Linked DNA regions of Mus musculus: region 1 is linked to region 2. The links are chromatin contacts, found by Hi-C or POLR2A ChIA-PET in ENCODE. All regions are on one chromosome and are shown on one strand. Each heading gives the region's core, a stretch centred on a gene start or an enhancer-like site at or near the end of the contact. The rest is flanking DNA. Distances are from core to core; before and after follow the strand shown.

Region 1 (3,890 bases), core at 85-2,584, 64 kb after region 2:
GAGTAATGTCTCGGCAGGGTTTCGTGCAATAAAGTCAAATGCCTCAGGCAGAAAGGCCAGGCAAGCACCCAGTCTGGCAGCCTCTTGAACCAACTCAGCACATGTTTTAAAGTTCTCTTGCTTGTTTGGTGTTGATGTTACCTGGCACACAGCCACCAGGGGCAGCTCCCAGGAAGTTGATGAGGACATGGTTCTGGGCCTGTGAATGACACAGGCAGTATCCTCAGATTTTCTATCTAGGAGAAACTCAGAGGCTCAAGTGGGGGTGGAGCCAGAAACTTTATTTTCTTTTGACTTTTTTCTTTTTTGAGACACGGTCTTTTGTAGCCCAGACAGGCCTTTCTATGTAACTGGGGATGACCTTAAACTCCTGGTTGATCCTCCTTTTTTTCGAGTGCTGGCATTACAGGTGACCCCAGCAACTTGTTTTCATTCTTACAGAGCATAATAACCCTAGAGCTACTGGAGTTCACTCATTACATGTTTGGAGATATCTTTGTCTCCCACTATGAAGTTAATAAACACGAACTAAGCAGCTATGCGCCAGAGAGAGAACATTACGAAATATGTTACCTGGGCTGAGTACAAAGTACTGGGGTTCGAAGTAATCGGTATCCGGTACACAGGAGTTGGTGAGGAGGCCTGGTGATGAAGCCCAGCCTGAAGAAGGTGAGAAATCAGGACACCTAACCCTCTTTCAAGCCGTAAGTTTCTAGAATTCTCTGCCATTTCCAGGCCTGGCCAGTAATCCCCTCCCCCAAGGCTTCGAAAATACTTTTTACTACTAGTAGCTAGGAAAAGATATAAAATGGGAAAATGGGAGAGGCGACTATGATCGGTGCCTTAATACCTCAACTTCCAGTGATCTCACATTAAAACTGAAGCCCTTTTTCCTTTGCCAAACGTTTCCGCAGTTCAAGTCATCTCATGGAACCTTCCTCGTTTCCCCAATTCTCTTCTCGGCTGTGCCACCTGCACAGCTTTATAGACTCAACACGTATCTTTCCCCTTATACCCGAATCTCAGAAGGAAAGTTCACCCTCCCTAGATCTCCACCATCTCATGGTGGGTAGATGGGTACAGGACCAGATCCCAACCCGAGCCCCCGCCCTCTGATTAGCGCGTCCTTCCCCGCCTCTCCCCCCCGGGCAAGAATCTCTGTTGCACAAGTTAAAGCATCGCAGGTGGAATTCACCGCAGCGGGCAGGGTTTGGGAGTAGGTCCTACATGAAGACACAGCCAAAACCATTCACGGGGTCGGATCTCAAGAGCTGCCAGGAGCCAGGAGCGCAGGAGCAAGTGGGCGGTAACCCCCCGGCCGGATGTGACGCAGTGAGAGTGCGCAGGCCGGAAAGCTTGCAGGTGGGGAAGATGGCGGACAGCAGCGGTCGTGTGGGCAAGAGCGGCGGGAGCGGCGCGGGGAAGGGGGCGGTGTCGGCGGAACAGGTGAGGAGCCGCGAGCGCACAAGGCACCCGGGGCGGTGTCGAATTCGTGTAGAAGATAAGATTTGTGGCTCGAAGGGGCCTTTAGTCCTTTCCACGGTCTCCATGGGCACGCACGGGGGAGAGGGGGTCTCTGGAGGTGATCACGAACCTTTCTAGAGCCTGGGTAGGTAGGGGAGAGGCACGCCCGCGGTGTGGGTGGGTAGTCAAGGGAGAAAGCCCTGAGCTGCAGGGTCTGGGAGGGTTGGCCAGGTCTCTGAGAAGATGGATCGTAGTTTGCCCCCTCTCCGAGGTACCCTAAAGAGCGTATGGTGTTTGGCGTGGCATCTAGTAACGAATTCCAAGCTGTTCTTAGTCAGTGAGTGGCTTATGTAGTTCATGGCTCAAAAACCGTGTTCACCATCACCAACACGCTGCAGAGCCACGTGACTCAGACTCTGAGCAGTTTAGTGTTCCGTAAATTATTTTGACTAAGGAGTCTGTGGTTTGTTTGTTTGTTTGTTTTGTCTTGGAGGTGGGGATGAGGGTTGCTATAGGGTCGGGTCCGGCCTTGGCTTTTCCGGAATTCACTTTGTAGACCAAACTGGCCTGGAAGATCCGCTTGCCTCTGCCTCCCACATACTGCGATTAAAGGCTCGGATTATTTCGTCTTTGAGACACGGTCTTACTAAGTGGCCTACGCTGGCCTCGAGCTTGCTCGGTGTGCTCTCTTTGCAAAGATTGACTTCGGAAGAGGGCAGAACCCACCCCCCACCCCCTCTCTCTTTCTCTTTCTCTCTTTCTCTCTTTCTCTCTCTCTCTCTCTCTCTCTCTCTCTCTCTCTCTCTCTCTCTCTCTCTCTTTCTTTCTTTCTTTCTTTCTTTCTTTCTTTCTTTCTTTCTTTCTTTCTTTCATGTGTGAGTACACTGTAGCTGTCTTCAGACACTCCAGAAGATGGAGTCCGATCTCATTACGGATGGTTGTGAGCCACCATGTGGTTGCTGGGATTTGAACTTTGGAAGAGCAGTCGGTGCTCTTAACAGCTGAGCCATCTCACCAGCCCCAGAAGAGTAATTTTAATCATAGGTACATTTGTCAGTTGGTTGTTGAACAATTCCTACAGGTAAAAGCATCAGCATAAAGAGTCTAAAACCCACACTGTCAAAGAGTTAGAAAGTAAGTGTTCAGGGAGAACTGAAGTGCAGGGGAATTCTGGAGATGGAAGAGGGTGTAGCCTCTGACATAGTGGGAAGGAAAAAATGCTAATGCTTTGGAGAGTCCGTCTTGTGTTTGGCTTTGCTTAACCCAGAGGAACAGGTAAATGAAATAGACCTTGTCTTAAACTTGGTCACAGCCAAGTGTGGTGGCCCATACCCATAATCCCCCTGGATTACCCTGTCAGTTCCAGGCTAGCCTGGGTTACAGAGTAAAACACAGTCTCAAAAACAAAACAATGAGACTTTATGTGTGTTTGCATGTGTATGTGCATATACCACATGTGTGCAGGAGCCCTCAGAGACCAGAAGAGTGGTCAAAACCTCTGATAACTGCCTATTAGCTACCATGAGGGTGCTGAGAACCAAACCCAGGTCCTCCGCTATAAAAGTAATCGTTCTTCCACCGAGCCATTTCTCCAACCCTACACTACAAACTTCTGCACATAATGAACTTTTCTTGCACAGTTTGGAGAGAGAGTCCAAAGTAGTGTAGATTTCGGATGTGGCAGGTAAGTAGGCAAGGGAATGGCGGGTAGTGGAATGGTTGGGAGGGTTTCCTGGCCTAGAATCAGAATGACCTGTGCTTGCTTTGTATTTCTTATTTATATATGATTTCTCTTGTTACCTTTTACCCTCGTCTATCTGTAAAAGCACAGTAGTTTTCCATTTCGTAACTAGAGTACTAGGCAAGAAAATCCATTTGGGTTTTGTTTTGTTTTGTTTTTTTCCACCATGACTAAATACAGAGACTACATAGTGTGTTTAACAAATGCTACTTAGAGCTGGAGAGATGGCCTCTGCACTCGAGCACCTGATCTCGCACAGACAGACACACTTGCACGCACATAATCTGAACAGTCTTTCTAAATGCTAATTTCCTTTTATTTTCTAGATTTTTTGGCTTAATTCTAAAGGCTGGGAAAAGTTAGTCATGTGAAGATTTTTTTTCGTTAGAAGTAGTGTGTTCAAAAGCATTGAGCCATGAACTGCTTGGCATTGAAAATGCTGGAGAATTTAAAGAGATATATTGCAAGACCTAAAGAGATACAGTCAACTTTGTTCTTTGACACAGGGTTTTTCACGTGGCCTAGAACTCACCAGGTAGGCTAGGATGGCTGACCAGAGAGTCCATTGATCCTCCCTTTCCTCAGCACTGGGAAAACAAGCCTCAGAATTTAAGTTCACTAGCATTCCAGTGCCAGGCAGTTCATGCCTCAGTACCATGCCTGCCTGCCTGCCTGCCTTTTTTTT
Region 2 (3,717 bases), core at 993-3,492:
ATGGATGTTGAGCAAAGAAGCCCCCCTCCTCCCCCCGAAGGCCTATTTTGCTATAAAATCAGGTCGTGTACATTTGCATATGAAACTTTTTGCCAGGTGAAATTTTGCAATCCCCGATATAACAACAATAAAAGCAGTAACACTGACGTAGGTTCGCTACACTCCAGAGGTTCTCCTACCTTCCAGCGCCCTTCTGGCTGAAGGCTGAGCCCACAGACTGGCTGCCCACTGAGGACAGTGACCCCTTTACTTGCTAGGTGATTGTGAAGAGCCTGGGGCAACACCTCCAGCCCTCCACGGAGTGACCACTGGCTCCATCGCTCAGCCCGGGCCTGACGAATTAGTGAGGAATCCGGCTGGGGACTCTGTCCTAAAAGGAGGGGTGGGTGGGTAAAAGATTAAACTAGTACCCCTTGTACACAGTACCTCAGTTTGTCCTCAGGCTTTTTTTTTTCACCCTCTGAACCAATCAATGCTGCCCCTCACCTGCGCCCAGCAGCAGCCCCAGCAATATGGACCGGTGGGTTTGTTCAGCTTGGAAGAGACTGGGAAAGCAGGACCGGATGCTGAGCTCCCGGCTGTTGCCAGCAAATACTCCTCGGCAAAGACTGTCCATGGCTAAAGATGCCACCTTAAGAGTAAGACTGGGACTGAGGGACCAAGGAATAAGCCACCCTGACTGATTTCCATTGGCCCTGCTTGTGAGAGACTAAGGGAAGGAGAGAGTTTGGGTTGGAGATGTTCCCACTGTAACAAAAGGATGGGAAGGAAAGGAAGGCATTTATTCCCAACACTGGGTTTTGGAGATTCCAGCAATAGATAGTGGACATTCCTAAATGATTCAAGAGTCCCCGGGGTTAAGTCTGAGTTAGAGACTCAGCAACAGGAGGGGAAGAGGTTTGAGACCACCTCTGAGCAATGTCACCTCAGGTCCAAGGCGGCGCTGGGCAAAACTGTGCACAGTTTCATCAGGCTCTTTGCCCCTGGGCTTCAGCAACTCCCTCAGCCCAGCCCAAAACAGAGGTTTTGAGAAGGGGGGTGAAGGACGGAGTAGCCCCCTGCATGGAGGAAGGCATGGTTGAAAAGAAAACTCCCAGATTCACCTTTCAGAGGGTTCTTTTCAGCCATTAGACCCCCTGTGGCTGGAAGGCCTGACAGGGAGCGAAAGGGGGGTGTGTGTAATAGTGAGGTGTTACCTGAGGCCGGAGGGTAGAGGGTGCAGGGTACCGCCTACATACAGGAACCTGTTCTGGGCAGCTGGGTGATCCCCTCGGACAGGCAAGACTTCAGACTCCAAGCCAAGTTCAGAAACCTGTTCTCCACAAGCCCTCAGGAAGAGGAGAAACTAAGGAAAAACTGACCCAACGTTTTTCCTCTCTGCAACTCCGTCCCTTTGGAGAACTCTCCTCCACTACCTGTCCTACACATTCCACAAGACGCTCACCAGGAGCAGGGTCCGGGCTCCCAGGGCTCCAGCCGGCCTAATCCCTCGAGGTCCAAGTTCAAAGATCGCACCATCTGATCCTCGGATTGAGCGGATCCATCCTCCCAAACGCTTGCTGCCCTCCACTAAGATCACCTGGCGCCAAAAGTGAAGCACTGTCGCCACAGGGCAAAGGGACTGGGGGTCGGGGGAAGTGCATATTTCACGGAACAAAAATCTATGCAGCTTTTGCTAGAAATATCAAGAGTATTAAATGAGTCTTTCTCTGGTACTAGTGGGGACTCACCTTAGGAGGACTGGGGCCTCGGATCAGATGATAACTTGCGGCCAATCCACTGATACCTCCGCCAAGTACTATCACAGTCCGGCCCATCGTAAGGCCTGGGAAAAGGTCGAGATACCCCAGGAGAACGGGGCAGGGGAGCACTCTGTTTTACAACTGCAGAAACCCCCACTGGTCCCATACCCCACTTCTGGACACTTACTGATTTATGAGCAACTAATGCAGGGCGCGCGTGTACGTGCTGGTGGAAGAGTAAGGTCTTCGTTCTGAAGCCAGAACTTACCCACGAGATAGGGGGAACCCGAGAAAGTGAGTGACTGATAGAGGCCCTAGGAGCAGTCCATCCTGTCCGTGTGCAGATAAGGGCCACGCCCACGCTATCTCCCCAGCACAAACCCTTCGGAGGCCAGAATTCTACAGCACTCGGTTTTTCCAGCCTCAGGGGTGAGCAGGTTCAAGTCTGGTATCCCCGCCCCTAACTTTTAGGGTCCCTCCGACTCTCCGTCGATTCCTTTCTGGCGGCCTGCGTGACTGCGTTTCACTTTCTTGCTTCTTGATTGGAGGGTCTTGGAGTGCGGGTTCTGGATTGGTGAGCTCTGGATACATTCACCAATGAAAACACCATATTGGCAGTGACGCTACCAGAGGAGCAACAGCCGCTTTCGGAGTCAGTTCCGTGGAGCGGGTTAACCTGTTCGTGTCCTAATCGGAGTTAGTTGCAGTAACCGGCACTGCCTTCCCCAGGGACAGGACAGCGAAATCCTTGAGCATTCCCCAGCTCAAGCTTCCCAGGTCTGTGGTGAAAACCCTGGAGGTGGGAGAGCCCCACGAGCTTTAGTTAGGGAGAAAGAGAGAGACACTTGGAGGCCAGTCCGTGGGGAGAAGGCTCCATAAACAGCTCCTTGATGTTAGCAACAGACAGGGCCTACGGGAGCAAGGGCCGCCCGGCAACGGTACCAGTGTTTGTCAACAGGGGTTCTTGGATGCCTTGCCCTCGAGGGGCAGTACCCCTCTCAGGAAAAACCGGCGTGCCAATGCCTGCACTCTAGTTTCAGGCTTTCCCGCAACTTCACAGGTCTCAGGGTTTGTCTGCCTAGTTCCACTAAACTCAGTGTTTGGGTCCAAGGCTGGGGCCAGCTCAATCCCTGTTCTTTTCCTTCTGTTGTGAGAGCGCCCCCACCTGTCCAGAGACAGAATTGGGGCCCAGAAAGGCTCCAATTGAACCAAAATTCTAGATATCCATTCCCTCTTATCCACAAATACAAACATGAACATCACTTTTTTCTTAATAAATTTATTCACAAAAAAGTGAGATTGCAGAGGTTCTGGGGGCTGTACATGGTCAAGGGTCTGGTGGTTTCTGTACATGGGACAGGAAAACAAGGCGGAAGGGTACTTCTTAATAAAAAAAATAACGGGAGCTACAACCAACCCTCCTCCCCTCCCCGATTAAAAAGACACAAAAATAGACGTCTGTGAGGTAACTGGGGGCTTAAGGGTGTTGGGAAGGTTTTCACAGGTGCCAGGGCTTCAAGATGGTGTCACAGGCACCGAAGTGGTTCCTGCATCAATTGGTAGAACAGCACGTAGCCCTCACTGGATGCCACCTGATTTTCACTGACAGGGGAAACGCTGAGAAGAGAAACGGGACACGGCTGTGGTCAGTGGTCATTCTTGTAGATTCCCCCTCCATCCCACAAGACTCAGAGTAGCCAGGTGGAGATCAGGAGAGACTCTCCACCTATCCTTTGTCAGGAACTTATCTTTTCGGAGCTGGGGGGGGGGCGGTGGGAGGGGGCAGGAGTTGAACAAGAGGCTATTCTCACCGGGAGTCATTGTAGACATGCCAACCAGTCTGGCACCGGCACAGGGCTGTGTAGTGGCCATAGTGGACACTACCCGAGTGGTTGCAAAGGGCATACAGCTGGTAGACAGGGCTTCCTGCGGGTTAAATAACATCAGTTTCCACACCCAGTTGTGTCTCCCTCCT

The links. Hi-C counts contacts between places; a loop is a spot of excess contacts on that map. ChIA-PET counts read pairs that join two places held with the same protein, here RNA polymerase II (POLR2A).
Region 1: a map of T-helper 2 cell shows a loop between it and region 2 (2.1-fold over the local background). The contact joins the promoter of Pfdn2 here to the promoter of Ppox in region 2. A Hi-C loop is called at or near these places in 1 of 37 maps with a recorded cell type or tissue (T-helper 2 cell). POLR2A ChIA-PET finds 5 or more read pairs at or near these places in 3 of 5 experiments (Patski and embryonic stem cell).

The regions. Positions count from the first base shown.
Region 1 is chr1:171,344,341-171,348,230 of GRCm38, forward strand. Pfdn2 (prefoldin 2) reads left to right here and starts at 1,335. Exons shown (of 4, transcript NM_011070.4): 1 at 1,335-1,446. The coding sequence starts at 1,372. It overlaps Nit1 (nitrilase 1), which reads right to left and starts at 1,305. Exons shown (of 7, transcript NM_012049.2): 1 at 1,228-1,305; 2 at 574-660; 3 at 1-199. The coding sequence starts at 1,229.
Region 2 is chr1:171,278,944-171,282,660 of GRCm38, forward strand. Ppox (protoporphyrinogen oxidase) reads right to left here and starts at 2,243. Exons shown (of 13, transcript NM_008911.2): 1 at 1,930-2,243; 2 at 1,731-1,825; 3 at 1,445-1,579; 4 at 1,197-1,312; 5 at 926-1,058; 6 at 487-631; 7 at 180-370. The coding sequence starts at 1,817. Usp21 (ubiquitin specific peptidase 21) reads right to left here. Exons shown (of 13, transcript NM_013919.4): 12 at 3,554-3,668; 13 at 3,006-3,359. The coding sequence ends at 3,269.